Linked DNA regions of Mus musculus: region 2 is linked to region 1. Evidence: chromatin loops called from intact Hi-C (ENCODE). Cell type or tissue: left cerebral cortex. All regions are shown on one strand.

Region 1 (8,000 bases):
GAGGTTCAAGAAACCCCCACTGATAATAAACAGTCTTTACAAATAGGGTCAGGAAACTGCTCCATAGCCGGATGCCAGGAACCGATCCAAATTGCTGTCATCCCTGTATCTGTTATCCCATCTAAATATTATGATCTCTTTGCTTGCTTTCTCTTTGACCAGACAAAAGATGATTGTAAAAGATGGCCAGGGGCTGGGCGTGGTGGTGCACGCCTTTAATCCCAGCAGTTGGGAGGCAGAGGCAGGCAGATTTCTGAGTTCGAGGCCAGCCTGGTCTACAGAGTGAGTTCCAGGGCAGCCAGAGCTATATAGAGAAACCCTGTCTCAAAAAAAAAAAATGGCCAGATGAATATAGGGACTGTCCATATTGGTCTTGCCAGCTACATATGTTAGGATCATGGACCGATCACTTCTTCTATCATCAAGCAAGACCTCTTCTTCTATATACAAGACCCATGGAATCTCAGGTGGGAAACAGGAGTTGTTGGTAAGCTCTGCTGTAAAAACCAAGCCAGGTCCTCAGTAAGTACTATCCACATCCAGAGAAAATATGCCTCAATTGCCCAACCTCTAGATATTAGAAAAGTAGGCGAAGTAATCCAACACTCCTCCGAGGTCCTTACCTCCTTGATATCCCCCTCATAAATGGCACTAACTTGTCATTTTGCCTTTTGCTTCAGAACTTGACCTCGGCATACCAACTCCTTAATGTCACCAGGCCTAGATGCTTCAAAGATTGCTGGTTATGCGTCGTACCCCTGGAGCTAACTCACAATTGCCACCTACAGCCTCTCTGGTGACACTGCAGAGTAACCTTACCTCACCTTCTGTCAGCTGCCCTGACTCTGATGTTGCCATGACTCCATACCTTTCCTCTATTCCTCTCTTTGGTGTGGCAAACTGTTTTAAGATCTCCAGGACAGATTCTGCAGGAACTCTAAGCTCCCTAGACCGCAATAGAACCACAACCCTTGACACCTCATCTCTGCCACAATGCCCTGCAGTCCAAAACATGTCAATTCTCTGTGGCACTCAGGCCACACCTACTGGCCAGCTGATCAGGAGTTTGCACTGAATCAGGAGTAATCCTGGGAAATGAGCCCCTGCCAATCCCAGTTATAGATATCATAGCTGTTCAACATAAGTGGGCAGTTCAGGTTGTGCCACTCTTGGTCGCTACAAGAATAGCCATAGGTGCTGGTACTGGAATTTCAGGGATAATGACTTCCATAAACCAATATGATAAATTCACTTCCAAGTTTAGCACCGGTTTTCAAAAAATGTCTGAAACCATGCTTACCATCCAGAAACAGATCTATTCTTTGGCAGCCATGGTACTTCAGAACTGACGGGAGCTAGATGCCCTGACAGCTAAAGAAAGTGGTCTTTGCCTGTTCCTCCAAGAAGAATGCTGTTTCTATGTCAACCATTCTGGGATAGTGAGAAATAAAATCCAGGTCATGCAGAATTTCTGGGAACATGAGGCATCTGATTCCTGGATTTTCAAAACCCCTATATGGAAGTGGATATGCCCTTTCTTAACACCTCTCCTAGTCATTTTCCTGGCATTATTATTTGCTCCCTGCCTTAATAATCTTGTTTATACATTCCTTCAATGACAAATACAAAAAAATTCTAACTGTACTGGATGGTTTTGTGTGTCTACTTGACACAGGCTGGAGTTATCACAGAGAAAGGAGCTTTACTTTGGGAAGGGCCTCCACAAGATCCAGCTGTAAGGCATTTTCTCAATTAGTGATCAAGGGGGTAGGGCCCATGGTGGGTGGTACCATCTCTGGGCTGGTAGTCTTGGATTCTATAAGAAAGCAAGCTGAGCAATCTAGGGGAAGCAAGCCAGTAAGAAACATCCCTCCATGGCCTCTACATCAGCTCCTGCTTTCTGACCTGCTTGAGTTCCAGTCCTGACTTCCTTTAGTGATGAACAACAACATGGAAGTGTAAGCTGAATAAACCCTTTCCTCCCCAACTTACTTCTTGATCATGATGTTTGTGCAGGAATAGAAACCCTGACTAAGACACTAACCAAACTATTAATCAGATCCTGTTAATGATGTGAACATTTACCGAGTGGACCCCGATGGTGAAAGTCAGCTACACCCTGAAATTGACAATGCCCCTAGACAGCAGGAAGCTGTTTAAGAGATCCAATACCCCTACTCTCCTTTCAGCATCAGCTTCTCACTCCCCACCCCCCCACCCCCGCTTTTTTTCTTCTCTTTATGATAAAGAAAAGGGAGGCATGTTGGCATCAGAAGTGAGCTTCTGAATCCAGTGATGATGTCATCCATAGGCGACAGGGACCCAGTCTGTTGCCATGGCAACCGCAATCCATTCGCCTGCCTGCCCTCACCTGCACCATTGGTGCATCCTGTTACATCACGGCCTAAATAAAAGGCAGAGCCCTCTGACCTTCTTCTCTCTTTCCTTCTTCATCACCCCTTTTGTCTCCCCTCCCCCCACCCCAATAAACCTCTCTCCCATGGAACTGTGCTGGCTTGGTGTGATCTGATAACCACCATTTTAACACAACATACTTGTGTTTGCATGTGTGAGTGTGTTTGTGTGTGTGAGTGTAGGCCAAAGGTCAATATTGTGTCTTCCTAATATTCTCTGTTTGTTTGTTTGGTCTGTTTTGAAACAGGGTCTTACTATACTACTCTCTATATACAGCAGTGCATATAGATACAGCAGTGTAGTACAGAAACAGGAAAAGTTCACCCTAATGGCCCAAGCCTACAGGTGAGGCAGCACTAGTTACCCAATACCCACTACTTCCATGGCACACACTTGTAGTGTTGAACAAGAAACCTTGAAGTTAGGTCTTCCTACACCTTTAAGGTGGAGGGAAACAAATACAACACACCACGAACCCTGAGCATATTCCCTGAGCATCTCTTCAGGCGTTTTGTGTAGATTCTTTCCTCAGAGCCGGACACACACACAATAGTATGATGCTGTCTATACAGAAAAGAAAATCACGGCAGAGAGGTAAAGTGTGGTGTCCAAGACTATGCAGCCAGTGGGGCTGGCAATCCAGCCTGTTCTCTTGGTCTTAGAGTTTTGACTGTGGTAAGATAGACATAACATACGTTTTACTATCTTGACTTTTTAAAATGTATATGTGATTGTGTTGAGTGTCTGATATGTGTGTGGGTATCCTGAGGATCCAGAAGTGGGCGTTGGATCCCCTGGACTAAAGTCACAGGTGGTGATGAGCACCTGATGTGGGTGGTCAGGCACTGTACTTGTGTCTTTTGCAAGAGCAGCTAGTGCTCTTAACTGATGAACCATCCTCTTCCTCCTTGCCCATCTTTAAATGAGTTCACTAAAATGAAGTGTCTTAGAGTAACACACACCTCTAATAGAAGAGGCAGAGGTAGGTGGTGTTTGAGTTAGAGGCCAGTCTTGTCTACAGAGTGAGTTCCAGGACAGCCAGGGCTACAGGCACGGGGGGTGGGGGGTGGGGGGTCTTTGCATTGATGTGTGACTATTACCATTTCCAGAATACTTTTCAACTTGGTAAATTCAAACTATTCACATTAAACACTGTCTATTCCTGTGATAAAACACCAGAAACAATGTAGGAAGGAAAGAGTTTATTTCAGCTTAGACTTCTCAGGTCACATTCCATTGCTGAGGGAAATCAGGGCAGAAACTCCATAACAGAACAATAAACTGAAGTCAGAAACTGAGGTAGAGGCTATGGACAGGGACTGTTTTGTAACTTTTAAATTTTTTTTCAAACCTTAATTTTAATGATGGTTCTTAAATGTTTTAACCTCATTTTAGCCCACCACGCACCAGAGGTAGTTGAAAAGAAAGGATACAGGGGGGGAGGGTGAGCGGGGAGTAGGCCTGTTTATGAAAGGTTCTTTGGAGCAACTTCTATCTGTGTTGTCTGGAGATCAGCAGTTCAGTTAGCAGGTCAGCAGGAGGCAGCAGCTCCATCCACTCGAAAACACCTCACGGATACACTAGCTCCAGTTCAGTGGTGTCAGGGCAGCAACAGCGGTGACACAACCTAGCAGAGAGCCATTTCTATTGGTACCCCTATGGCTACTACCCACAGGTAATGGAGTTCGGTTGTACAGAAAATATGTAGGACAGTTTTAACTTATTTCTTTGGCTTGTTGCCAAGTGATGGAAATTTTTTTCTTTAAACCTTTCCCATTAGCATGATGCTTCTTATGAAATTTTGAGGCTTCTAACACATTTCCTAGTTGTAACTGGTCAATTTCATCATTCATTTCCTCGCAGTTGCCCAGACAAACCTGTATGAGATTGAATGAGTGCTTCGTAATGGATGGCGTCTGCTTCTGAGGGCCTGCTGCGATTGTATAAATACCAAAGTTAATTCTGAGTTATCAGGTTCAAATTCAGCAGTTTCTACATGCAAAATGACTCTTTCTGCATAAAAAGGATCAGTAATTATGTTAAGAGGTTCAGGATAATCTAATATTGTTTGCATCAGTATAAAATGTTGGTGCCTCTGGAATTGGTGTTCTTTTTACTATACATGGTAGAATCCAATTAGTTCTTTTTATAAACTGTATAGGTTTGCTTTTGGATATTTGTTATTAATTTCACCCAAGAAGTTTACAAGCTTTTTGTCAATCCTCATTAGTCTCCCATAATGACATGATCTCAGCATCTGTAGGAGGTACAACAATTCCAGCTGGATCTGTTCCTGTTAATTGGCATAGTCTGATTCTACCTTTTATAGTTAATTCAGAAATCTTTTCTATATATCTTCTTCTTCTTCTTTTTTTTTTTTTTTTTTTTTACTTTATGAGCTAAGAAAGTCCATTCCATAATACTATCTTCCCTTTGCATAATGAGCCCTTTAGTAAAGAAGAGTTGAAGGCAAAATGACCAAAAGGATCAATTCTATCCACATATGCCTTTTGCAGTCTTTGGTCTACGAGAGTTAACACTTTATCTGCTTCAGCTGTTAGCCATCTTGGACTGTTTAAATTGGAGTCTCCTTCTACTACCCTGCTTTAAGCTCCAGGCAGATGGCGCTGCCAGCCACAGCCCTGGTTCCCTTGGATCCGTGGATGAAAGACACGCACATTCAGACACACACACAGAGCTCATCTTTAACCTGCCTTATGGCCCAGTGTCTGGGTCGTGGCTGGGGTCCTCTAAGCCTCCCACAGCTGGTGTGGCTTTTCCTTTACTCCTTGCTCTACACCCACATCTGCCCTCAGCTTAGTTGAATTTCTAATTTCCCTCCTGGGGAAGCAGCCAATGACCACTCCAGCCCAGATCTCACATGGCTGGTGACTTTCTCACCCTCTGAAGCATAATGAATCCCTTCCTCCTCCTGTTTCTCCTAGCCTGCCTGTGGGAACCTGGAAGTCCTGCCTCTTCCACCCAACCATTAGTCGCTGGAATCTTTATTGATCAATCAAGAACTAAAGGGGGGGGGGGGAAGCAGGGAGGCTGGTGTGATGGCTCAGCTGGTAAGAGCACTGACTGCTCTTCTGAAGGTCCTGAGTTCAAATCCCAACAACCACATGGTGGCTCACAACCCTCTGATGCCCTCTTCTGGTGCATGTGAAGACAGCTACAGTGATCTTTTTTTTTTTTTAAGATTTTATTTATTTTATGTATATGAGTACACTGTAGCTGTACAGATGGTTGTAAGCCTTCATGTGGTGGTTGGGATTTGAACTCAGGACCTTCAGAAGAGCAGGTCCTGAGTTCAAATCCCAACAACCACATGGTGGCTCACAACCCTCTGATGCCCTCTTCTGGTGCATGTGAAGACAGCTACAGTGATCTTTTTTTTTAAAGATTTTATTTATTTTATGTATATGAGTACACTGTAGCTGTACAGATGGTTGTAAGCCTTCATGTGGTGGTTGGGAATTGAATTTATGGACCTCTGCTTGCTCCAGTCAACTCCCATTCACTCCGACCCAAAGATTTACTTATTATTATATGTAACTGTTGTCTTCAGACGCACCAGCAGGGGGCGTCAGATCTCATTACGGGTGGTTGTGAGCCACCACGTGTTTTCTAGGATTTGAACTCAGGACCTTCGGAAGAGCAGTCACTCCCTGAGCCATCTCACCAGCCCTACAGTGAACCTATAATAATAAATCAAATCTTTGAGCTACAGTGTACTCACATATATAAAATGAATAAATAAATCTTAAAAAAAAACCAATTGGGGAACAGGACTTCAGTGCTCATACACAGTTCCTGATCAAAGCATCAGAGCCACTCCCACGGTCTCTTTTTAATATGTGAAACAAATGACTTAACTCATAAAAACAAATTTAGCCAGGTGGTGGTGGTGCATGCCCTAATCCCAGCACTTGGGAGGCAGAGGCAGGTAGATCTCTGTTGAGTTCAAAACCCAGCCTGCTCTACATATCGGGCTCTAAAACAGCCAGAGCTACATATGGAAAACTTGTCTAAAAAAAAAAAAAAATTCATAGTCAGGTCAGGGTGCTTCTCAGTTCTGCAGGAGACTCCGTGAGGGAGGCGGGCCGGTACCAGCCTCTCCTGGCTGTCTTCACTCCTAAGGCCCCAGGTTCTTCTGCATCCAGGTCGTCCCATAGCTTCATGACTGTGCCTCTTATTGGCCATCCACCTCAGTGAACGCTGTTTAAACAGGTAAGGATCCAGGCCATAAAAGATTGTAATTACCCGTTCACTGGAAACATTCACCTTGAACAAACACAACTCAGATGACTGGAGATTAAATGACGTACAGTAATATCACAGTGGGTCTCTGCCTCAAGGAGCCTTTGATGGTTCACAAGAATGTGAGCCACATTAACAGAGAGATTCAGGGTTGGAGAAATAGCTCAGTCTGTAAGGCTGACACGCAGAAAGCTCCAGTCCCAGTGAGAGATTCTATCTCATAAAAATGACATCTGAGGTTGACCGATGGCATGAACACACATAAACACACACAGACACATGCACGCACATACCAGCAAAAAAATGCAACTGTGACCATTGAATGGCTGACCCCCTTATCTGTGCCATGCACATGCAATCAGAAGAAACTGGGAACATCTATTGGATGTTTTCAGCTAACATATGATGATCCACAGACTACAGCTAGACTAGTAAACAAGGTGTTCAAGCAGTGGCCCATGAGGCCCCGAAGCTCCACCATTAAGACTCGGCTCAAGCTTCCTGTCCTTTCACGGCACCCCATCACCCACCAAATCATCAGTTTCTTTCATCCCAACATTAGAGACCCGAGGCACTACCACTTATTTGTTCTTTGTTATAGGTGCCCGTTTCTTCTGAAGGTACCCTTGTGTATGAAAGAACCTGACAGAATGAACATTCATGAAAACCCCTAGACTGGCATCCAACATGGACCTCACTATTGATAAGAAAGTAAAAGTATAACCTGCTTCAGAGAATGTTTGCCAGTGTTCTGACTGATTCTTTGAACTCGTGTATTTGCTAACCGCTGTAGCCCTCTGCCAAGTGACTTGGTTGTTGGGCTAAAATAGGAAAATTTCCCCAGCAACTGCAGGTAGGACCAATCCTGAGTTCCCCCACATATCAGCCAATAGCAATAGACTTACATCACCCCTGCACCTGCACATGACTCCAGCCTTGTACCCCTCTCATATCTATTTCTTGTGAAATCACATTAGATTGAGTTGTTTGCTTAAAGACATGTGATTTGGAATCCCCTACCTTCCCCCTCCCTTTTTCCCCCTTGAGGGCCTATAAAAGGAGGGCCCCATTTCACTTCTGGGTCGACTCCTCTACCCCTGCATAGGATACGAGTCGTCCCCAGAGCTCTGGCTTTCCCCAAATAAAGTCTCGTGTGATTTGCATCAAGCTTGGTCTCTTGTGTGTTCTTGGGGGTCCGCATCTATCCCGAGACTTGAGTGAGGGTCCCCCCTCGGGGGTCTTTCATGTAATCTGTCCCTGCCTGTCACTATACATTCAAATACACCAAGAACACAGCCCAAGGAGCTTAAGTCACAGCCAAC
Region 2 (8,000 bases), 130 kb after region 1:
TTAAACTCACAGAGATCCACACCTGCTCTGCCTCCCAAATGATGGGATTAAAAGTGTGCCCAATACCATCAAGGGTTCACTGTTTCTAACTTTCAGGTCTGGGAAGAGCAAATATAGGGAAAAGCCCCGAATTTCCCAAAGCCTGCAGACCTGGGCACTGCTTCTTGGAGGACTCTAGGTCAGGTTGTAAAAGTCTGCTTACTACACTTGCCGGGCCCTTTGCTTTCCTTGGGACTACTTGGGTGGCCCTAGATTTCAATTAGGTTAACTCCCAGTCTCTCTCACCTCTGCTGGGTCCTGGGAAATCAAAGGTTAACCAAGTTTGGATTTACTTATGCAGTTCCATTGCTATGAAGAGGCAGGGCCCCCCTGAGCAGTTCCCATCTCAGTGAGACTTTAACAGGTCCTCCACAATCCCCCCCCCCCCCCATCTCCCTAGGCTAGGACAGATGTGAGAAATTTTCCCCAGTGTCCTAATTGCTAGAGGAAACGGAGGTGTGCCCCTCCTACCCCCTCCCCCCACAGCCCCCATCTAGAGTAACCAAACAGCATTCTTTGTCCTGGCTGAGTAGGCCTATCAGGGGCCAGTAGGCTCTGGAGGGCAGTTCAAACTAGGGTTCAGTTTACATGAATGGGGCCTAAGTGGGTTTCCTCAAAGTGCAAAGTGGCTTAATGACAGGGGAAGGCAAGAGCCCTCAGGCTACATCCTCCATGGCCTCTTTAAGAACCCGAGAGCCCACAGGCTTTACTGGTGGAGGAGCCAGTTTGTAGCTCCTGAACCTTCAGTGACTTTAACGACTTTAGACCCTCAGCAACTCACTAGCCACCTCCTACAGAGAGGAAACAGGCCCTAAAAAAGCTAGGCTGTGCATACATACAGGCAACAGGAGGGACATGAAGCCAAGATCCTGATTTCTTTCTTTTTTTTTTTTTTTTTTTGGTTTTTCAAGACAGGTTGTCTCTGTACAGCCCTGGCTGTCCTGGAACTCACTCTGTAGACCAGGGTGGCCTCGAACTCAGAAATACGCCTCTGCCTCCCAAATGCTGGGATTAAAAGTGTGCACCACCACCGCCCGGCAAGACCCTGATTTCTAAGTCTGCTGCTCTCTCAACAGGTCAGGAAGACAGGCCTCTGATTACCCATCCATCCGCAGCAGGGTAGGGCATCTTTCCCCTGCTGAGTATCTGTTAGCCACCTGGGGAGGCCCCTAAGACCTATCTCTTCCTGGACAGACCTCTCTCTCATATGCGTGCACATGTGTATGGACTTGACTTTGTGGGGAAGCCACTTTACATTCTGGCTTCATTCCCAGGGTCTGGATCCCTAGCATGGAAAGTCTTCATGAGCAGCAGCCCAGGCTCCCACCGCTGAGCTTCTCTGGACATGTCACAGATGTCCCATTTACAGTGCAGCTCTGGATTGTAAAAGGAAAGGAGCTACCTACCCCACATGGGGCCATGATGAGCAGTTTCCAAAGCAATACCTCTCCCATTCCCACTGAGGTCTCAGACAAAGACATTCTGTCAAGAATGCGAAGGTAGTTTCACCTGGGTAGGGCACAAGCAAGGGCTGAGTAACAATTAACTTTATTATCCATCAGCTGGGTGGTGGTGGTGCACAGATTTCTGAGTTCGAGGCCAGCCTGGTCTACAGAGTGAGTTCCAGGACAGCCAGGGCTATACGGAGAAACCCTGTCTTGAAACAAACAAAAAACAAAACAAAACAAAAAACCAGAAAACTTTATTATCGGTCTCCATTAGTGTTCAACCTGAAGCAGTAGTTATGGCTCCAAAGCTTGGAGAGCTGGGCTCCCTCCCAGAAGAGTTGTGTTTAAAAGATACATTCACATCTTTTTATCTTTAAAAGATACATTCACATCTCACCTGATATTCTCCACTTCTTAGCAAGGAGAGGGGAACTACACAAGAGGAAAGAGAGTGGGAAGGCAGAAAGACAATAGGGTGGGGCCAGGGCGGCAGCAAGGCCCTAGGGAGACTGGGGAGCAGAAAGTCAGGCACTAGGAAAGGCAGCTATGTTACTTTTTCTCTGTCCCAGGATTAGTGTGTCACCTACTGCCCGCGGGCTCGCAGACCACTCAAGGCCCCAGGTCAGTGAAGGACATGGCCTAGAAAACAGTTAAGTTCTGAGAAGAAGGTAGAAGGGGAGACAGGGTAGACACACCTAAACCAGGGCTAGTAGCACAATCCTGCAATCCAGCTTCTGGGCAGCAGACGCCTTCAGACTCCAAGGTCAAAGGCGGCCTGGACCACAGAGAAGGCTTAGCCTGTATGCACTGGATGGTGAGGGAACTTGGGCATGAGACCTCCTGTGATGAGTATCTTTGATTTGCCTTTCGTTCTGGCTGGCTTGGAACTCTATGTAGACCCAGCTGGCCTTGAACTCAGAGATCTACTTGTCTCTGCCTCCCAAGTGCTGGGATTAAAGGTGTGTGCTACCACATCTAGTAATAAAAGTATGTTTGCAAACAGGATCCATAGAGTAGCTCAATATGAAGTCAACTTGGATTTAAGAAAGGCAATGTCGCCGGGCGTGGTGGCGCACACCTTTAATCCCAGCACTCGGGAGGCAGAGGCAGGTGGATTTCTGAGTTCGAGGCCAGCCTGGTCTACAAAGTGAGTTCCAGGACAGCCAGAGCTATACAGAGGAACCCTGTCTCGAAAAACAGAAAAAAAGAAAGAAAGGCAATGTCCTTAGAAGCCGAGGCAAGGGAAGCACTTTCCTAGCACATGCCAGGGCCTGCCAAAGAAAGGCAAAGAGAGGCCAGGTCTCAGGCTGCTGTGGACACTGCAGGTCCTGGTTTAGACCCCTGGCCACCAGCACCGTTAAGAGAACACATTCCTATTGTCCCAGGCCGCTCAGTTTGCATAATCTGTTATTGCAGTCACAGGAACCTAATAAACTAATTGATCTTGTTGATGGGACCTGGGTCTCAGAGGTCCCCCAAGGTCAAGGCTGGTTTCCTGATACCACTCCTGAGTGCAGAAGAGGTCTGCCATCCACTTGGTTACCTGAGCCCAGGCTACCTGTGGAACAAAGAGAACTTTGTATTAAAGTGTCCTGGCTGCACAGAAACCAGCTGTGGGGTAAGGGGCCTGTAAGGCAGGGAGAGTCTTTTTCTCCCTTGGAGATGATTCATAGTCCTTGCATGTGATTCTCCGGCCCGGTATCAACTGTCCATCAACACCATTTGTGGGTAGGAGGACTCCTGGATCTATTTCAGCTGGAGGTTTGACTCCTAAGACTTGGGAGTTTCCAAAGGTAAGTGAAGAAGGCCTTAGCAGTACATGTACTCCCTAGATAAAGGACAATGTGTCATTCCAGACCCCAGCTGCAGAGTCTGAAGCCTTTGTTCTCAAAGCCCAGCGTGGTATCCCAAATATTTAACCTAGCTAGCGCTCAGAAGGCTGACAGGATAATGGAATTGCTGAGTTCAAGGTACAGCTAGTACTACATAGCAAAAAAGGTCTGATCTCAGGGAAGCAAAGGCGGGTTGGTCTCTGTGACTTTGAGGCCAGCCTGGTCTATGAAGCGAGTCCAGGGCAGGCAGGGCCATTACACAGAGAAATCGTGTTTTGAAAAACAATAACACAAACAAAAACAACAACAAAATCCAAACAAGAACAAAAACAAAAAGAGATCTGTCTTAAAAACCCAAGACAAACAAAAAAGGCAAACTTCTGTTTTTATCCACAGAACCTGGGTGTTTCACATCAGCAGGTGTTGGGTAGGCTCTGCAGTCCCAAAACAACAGCTCATTTTATCAGTACTTTGATGAGTTACTTCTTAAATTACCTAGGGAGGACGCTGCAGGACAAGAGGTGTGGGGGAGGGGCAAACGTCCCTTATCTTTCTTTAAATTGCTTTGAATGAGGGTCTCACTAAGTAACAAAGGCTGACCTTTTAACTTGTGATCCCTCTTCTTAACTATCCCTAAAGTTGGGATTACGGGGCGTGTGCCGCCAGCCCCAGCTGACATCCCTCATCTTAATGCCAGGTTTACTTTTTTTCTCCTCAGCCTTGGCTGCAGTCCTGACATTCTTGTCTTATTCCCAGTCGAGCTCTGGCCGGGCCTTCCGAGCCTGCCGGTGTCCAGGCACGGACTCACCGGCTTGTAGCCCCCGCGGAGCCAGGCGGTCAGCAGGGCGGCGACAGGAAGAAGTAGGGCGGCGGGGGCGGCGGCGGCAGCGGCGGAGGAAAGGCTGGGAGCGGCCAGGGCTCGCGGGGGTGCGGCGGCGCCAGCAGGGTGAAGGGCGAGGGTCGCGCGGGCAGCGGCGGCAGCGGTTGTGGAGGCGGCTCGGCGAGCAGCGGGGGCCGGCCGCGAGCACCCACCGGCCCGGGGGTGGCGGCGACCGCGGCTTCGGGCAGCGGCGGCAGTGGCAAGTGCGCGGGCGGCGGCGCGGGCGCGGGCAGACGCGGCAGATCCTGCAGGGCGAGCACGGCTGCGGGCGGCGTGGGCGCGCAGACCTCGGGCGGCAGCTCTGGCAGTGCCAGGTGGACCCCGGGGCCCCAGGGCGCCAGCAACTCCGGGCGCAGCGGGAGTGCGGGTAGCGGCGGCAGCTCAGCTAGGGCCAGCGCCGAGGGCAGCGGCCGTCCGGAGCTCAGGCCGGGCGGTAACCCCGGCAGCGGCGGGTGCGGCAGGGACGCTGCGGGCGGCAGGGACGCGCGAGATCGGCTAAGCCGAGAGTGCAAGCGGCCGCGGTCGCGCCGCGGGTGCGAGCGGGAGCGGGGCCACCGCGCCGCCAGCTTGGCCGATGCTGCCACCCCAGGACCCAGTGCCCGCTGCCGGCCGCTGCCTTGGAGCGAGGGCCAAGGGCTGCTAGGTCCTCCCGGCCAATTGCAGTCGCTTGCAACGCGTTCCAGCCAAACACAAGCTGGTGCGCTTGCTGCCTCGGCACCCCAACCAATCATCGTGTCCTGCCATGCTACTGGTGCATACGCGCCCTGGGCTCCCTCTCCTGGTCCGATGGTGCTCTGAGAGGTTGCAATCTCCAGGCCGTGCCCCAACAGTATTAAATGTGTCACAGCTCCGCAATTGTTGCTGTTTATCAATGGTGACGCTGAAGTGATGCATATTTTCACTCCATTTTCTGTTTTGAGACAAGGGGTCCCAGGCTGGTATCCATACGCAGCTCAGGATGCTGTCCCACTCGAAGCCCTCCTACTTCCACTTCTTGACTACCAGGTGGGTAAAGTTGCTTACCTCCAAGCTTAGAACTGAGTTCAATCCGGAGATCCACATAATGGAAGGAGAGAACCAATTCCTATTAGTTGTCCTCTGACCCCCGAACCCGTGGCACGAACACAGTCACACATACACAAAATAAATAAACAAAATGTAAAAAAAAAAAAAAAAAAAAAAAAAAAAAACCAGTACTCAAATGCAGTGTTTTGGGTTGGGTGTGCAGCTATGTTGATGAAGTGCTAGCTGTATAAGGCTCTGAGTCCAGCCCTCAGCCCCACTCAAATCAGGTGTAATTTTTGTAATTGCAGAACTCGGGGGAGATGGAGGCAGAAAGATCCGAAGAAGCCCAAGGTTATCATCAACCACATAGCCAAATTCAAGGCTAGTTTGAGCTAGATGAGATCCTGGGCAGGAAATGGGGAGATTGGTGGCAATGTGTAGTATATATGTTAACATGCCCAATAATTCTGAATGACAAATGGGTGGGCTTCTGGTAAAGAAAGAAAGAAGATAAATAAATAACTGAGACTCCAGCCTGTCACCCTAGCACTTGGCAGGCAGAGACAGGAGGATCAGGGCACCAAGACTGGCCTCAGCTACTCAACAAGTTTGAGGCTACCTTGAACTGCCCAAGAATCCGGCTCAAAAATGAAATGAAACAACAAAAGGAGAAAAAAGAAAAAGGGGCCAATACCTTCAAATTCGGAATTGGAGGACACTGGATAGATGGCTCTGTGGTTAAGAGCACTTGTTGCTCCTGCAGAGGACCCAGGTTCAATTCCCAACACCTGCTGGGTGTCTCAGTGTCTCATCTGTAACTTCAGTTCTAGGGGGTCAAGAGGCTCCTTGGATACCAGACGTTTTCATGGTGTTCATACATACATTCATACATTTCATGGTGTTCATACATACATTCATACATTTCATGGTGTTCATACATACATTCATACAGTTCATGGTGTTCATACATACATTCATACATCTCATGGTGTTCATACATACATTCATACATTTCATGGTGTTCATACATACATTCATACAGTTCATGGTATTCATACATACATTTCATACATTTCATGGTGTTCATACATTCATACATTTCATGGTGTTCATACATACATTCATACATTTCATGGTGTTCATACATACATTCATACATTTCATGGTGTTCATACATACATTCATACATTTCATGGTGTTCATACATATATTCATACATTTCATGGTGTTCATACATACATTCATACATTTCATGGTGTTCATACATACATTTCATACATTTCATGGTGTTCATACATACATTCATACATTCAGGCAAAACATTCAGCACATGTAAAACAAGGTTTTAAAAATTAAGAAAAATTTGGAATTGGAATATAGGAACTTTTATTAGAATAATTATTAGCATGGGGTAGTGGTGGTGCACTCTTTTAATCCCAGCACTCGGGAGGCAGGGTTCAAGGCCAGCCTGGTCTACAAAGAGAGTTACAGGACAGCAGGGGCTATAAGAGAAACCTTGTCTCAAAAAAACCAATAATTAGTAACAACAGAATGGTTCTAGGGTTAATGATACAGATGGGCCTGGGATTGTGTCTCTGATAGAGTACTTCTTAGTGTGTTTGAAGCCCTGGACTCCACCTCCATTGACCTCTCTGGGAGTAGGTGGTTTGAGCTCACACTTCTATTCTCCAGTAAGGAGAAAGCCTTGGGAAGTGGAAGCCATAGTGAGAGGACAGGGAGGAGCAGGGAGATAATTATTTGAAGTTCAGGCTTAATTTCAATTTTAAACCCTTCCCTGGAGGCCTTGTAGCACGAGAGCTCCAAGAGGAAGAAATGAAGACATCCAGTAGCATGAGCTAACATGAGATGAGGATGAGCAACTGGAGATTTTATATATGTGTGTGTGTATACATACATACATACGTGTGTGTGTGTGTGTGTGTGTGTGTGTGTGTAAAATCCTATATAAGCCTTAACTGCTTATATAGGTATTGTTTGTAGGATCTATGCCCTTTACCATTTAGAAATCAAGTAGAGGGCATTTGTAATTCAGGGGATTTTTTTTTTTTTTAATTTACTTGGATTTTGCTTCTGGAGCCTGAATCCACAGACCTGTGCTCTGTGACTGAACTATATCCTGGTCCCTGGTGTTTATAATTGTTTGAGATAGCTAATTTGCCACCATCAAGTCTGTAGACCATTCTAAACATCTAATCTGTAATTTAGCTAAACATTAATCAAAGAATGTGAAAGCAAATTCTATATCAAAATTATTAATTCAGTGATATCTGACCATAACTGTAAATCTTTTATTTATTTTTTTTATTTTATTTTTTTCCGAGACAGGGTTTCTCTGTATAGCCCTGGTTGTCCTGGAACTCACTCTGTAGACCAGGCTGGCCTGGAACTCAGAAATCCGCCTGCCTCTGCCTCCCGAGTGCTGGGATTAAAGGTGTGCACCACCACGCCCGGCCTATAACTGTAAATCTTAAGGAAAAATACTTTTGAGCCTGGTGTGGTGGCTCATGCCTATAATCCCTCCACTGGGGAACCAGAAGCTGAAGGATCAGTGTTGGGGATTGGTTCTAATGCTTTGAGCTAATCCCACCCCCCAAATCAGGAATCTGCTTGTCCAAACGCTGAAGGTCTTTGTTCCGAATTAGGTTTTGATCAATCAATAAGGAGCCAAAGGCCAATGGCTGGGCAGGTAGACTGAGGTGGGACCTTTAGATTTGCATGAGCTAGGGACTGGGAGAAAGGAAAGCGGAATCATCATGATTTGATGGAGATGGACCA

The links. A loop is a pair of places that touch in the nucleus more often than their neighbours do. Peaks named below come from ENCODE experiments on the same cell type or tissue, not always from the same donor. Only the 100,000 strongest peaks of a DNase experiment are listed, where the experiment ranks them.
Region 2: a loop joins it to region 1, with 3 times the contacts of the local background. A loop is called at or near these places in 16 of 42 quality-filtered maps.

Annotation. Positions count from the first base shown.
Region 1 is chr17:23,566,244-23,574,243 of GRCm38, forward strand. It overlaps a transcript of Zfp13 not described here. Among named protein-coding and RNA genes, the nearest start is that of Zfp213, 6.0 kb to the left of the region's middle. In left cerebral cortex, CTCF peaks have their summits at 786, 3,951 (motif pointing right), 5,032 and 6,007 (motif pointing right); DNase peaks (open chromatin) are centred at 2,323, 3,976 and 5,050.
Region 2 is chr17:23,695,358-23,703,357 of GRCm38, forward strand. No RefSeq gene overlaps it. Among named protein-coding and RNA genes, the nearest start is that of Cldn9, 15 kb to the left of the region's middle. In left cerebral cortex, a CTCF peak has its summit at 4,974 (motif pointing left); DNase peaks (open chromatin) are centred at 4,177, 4,484 and 4,920; H3K4me3 peaks cover 1,455 bases; H3K27ac peaks cover 806 bases.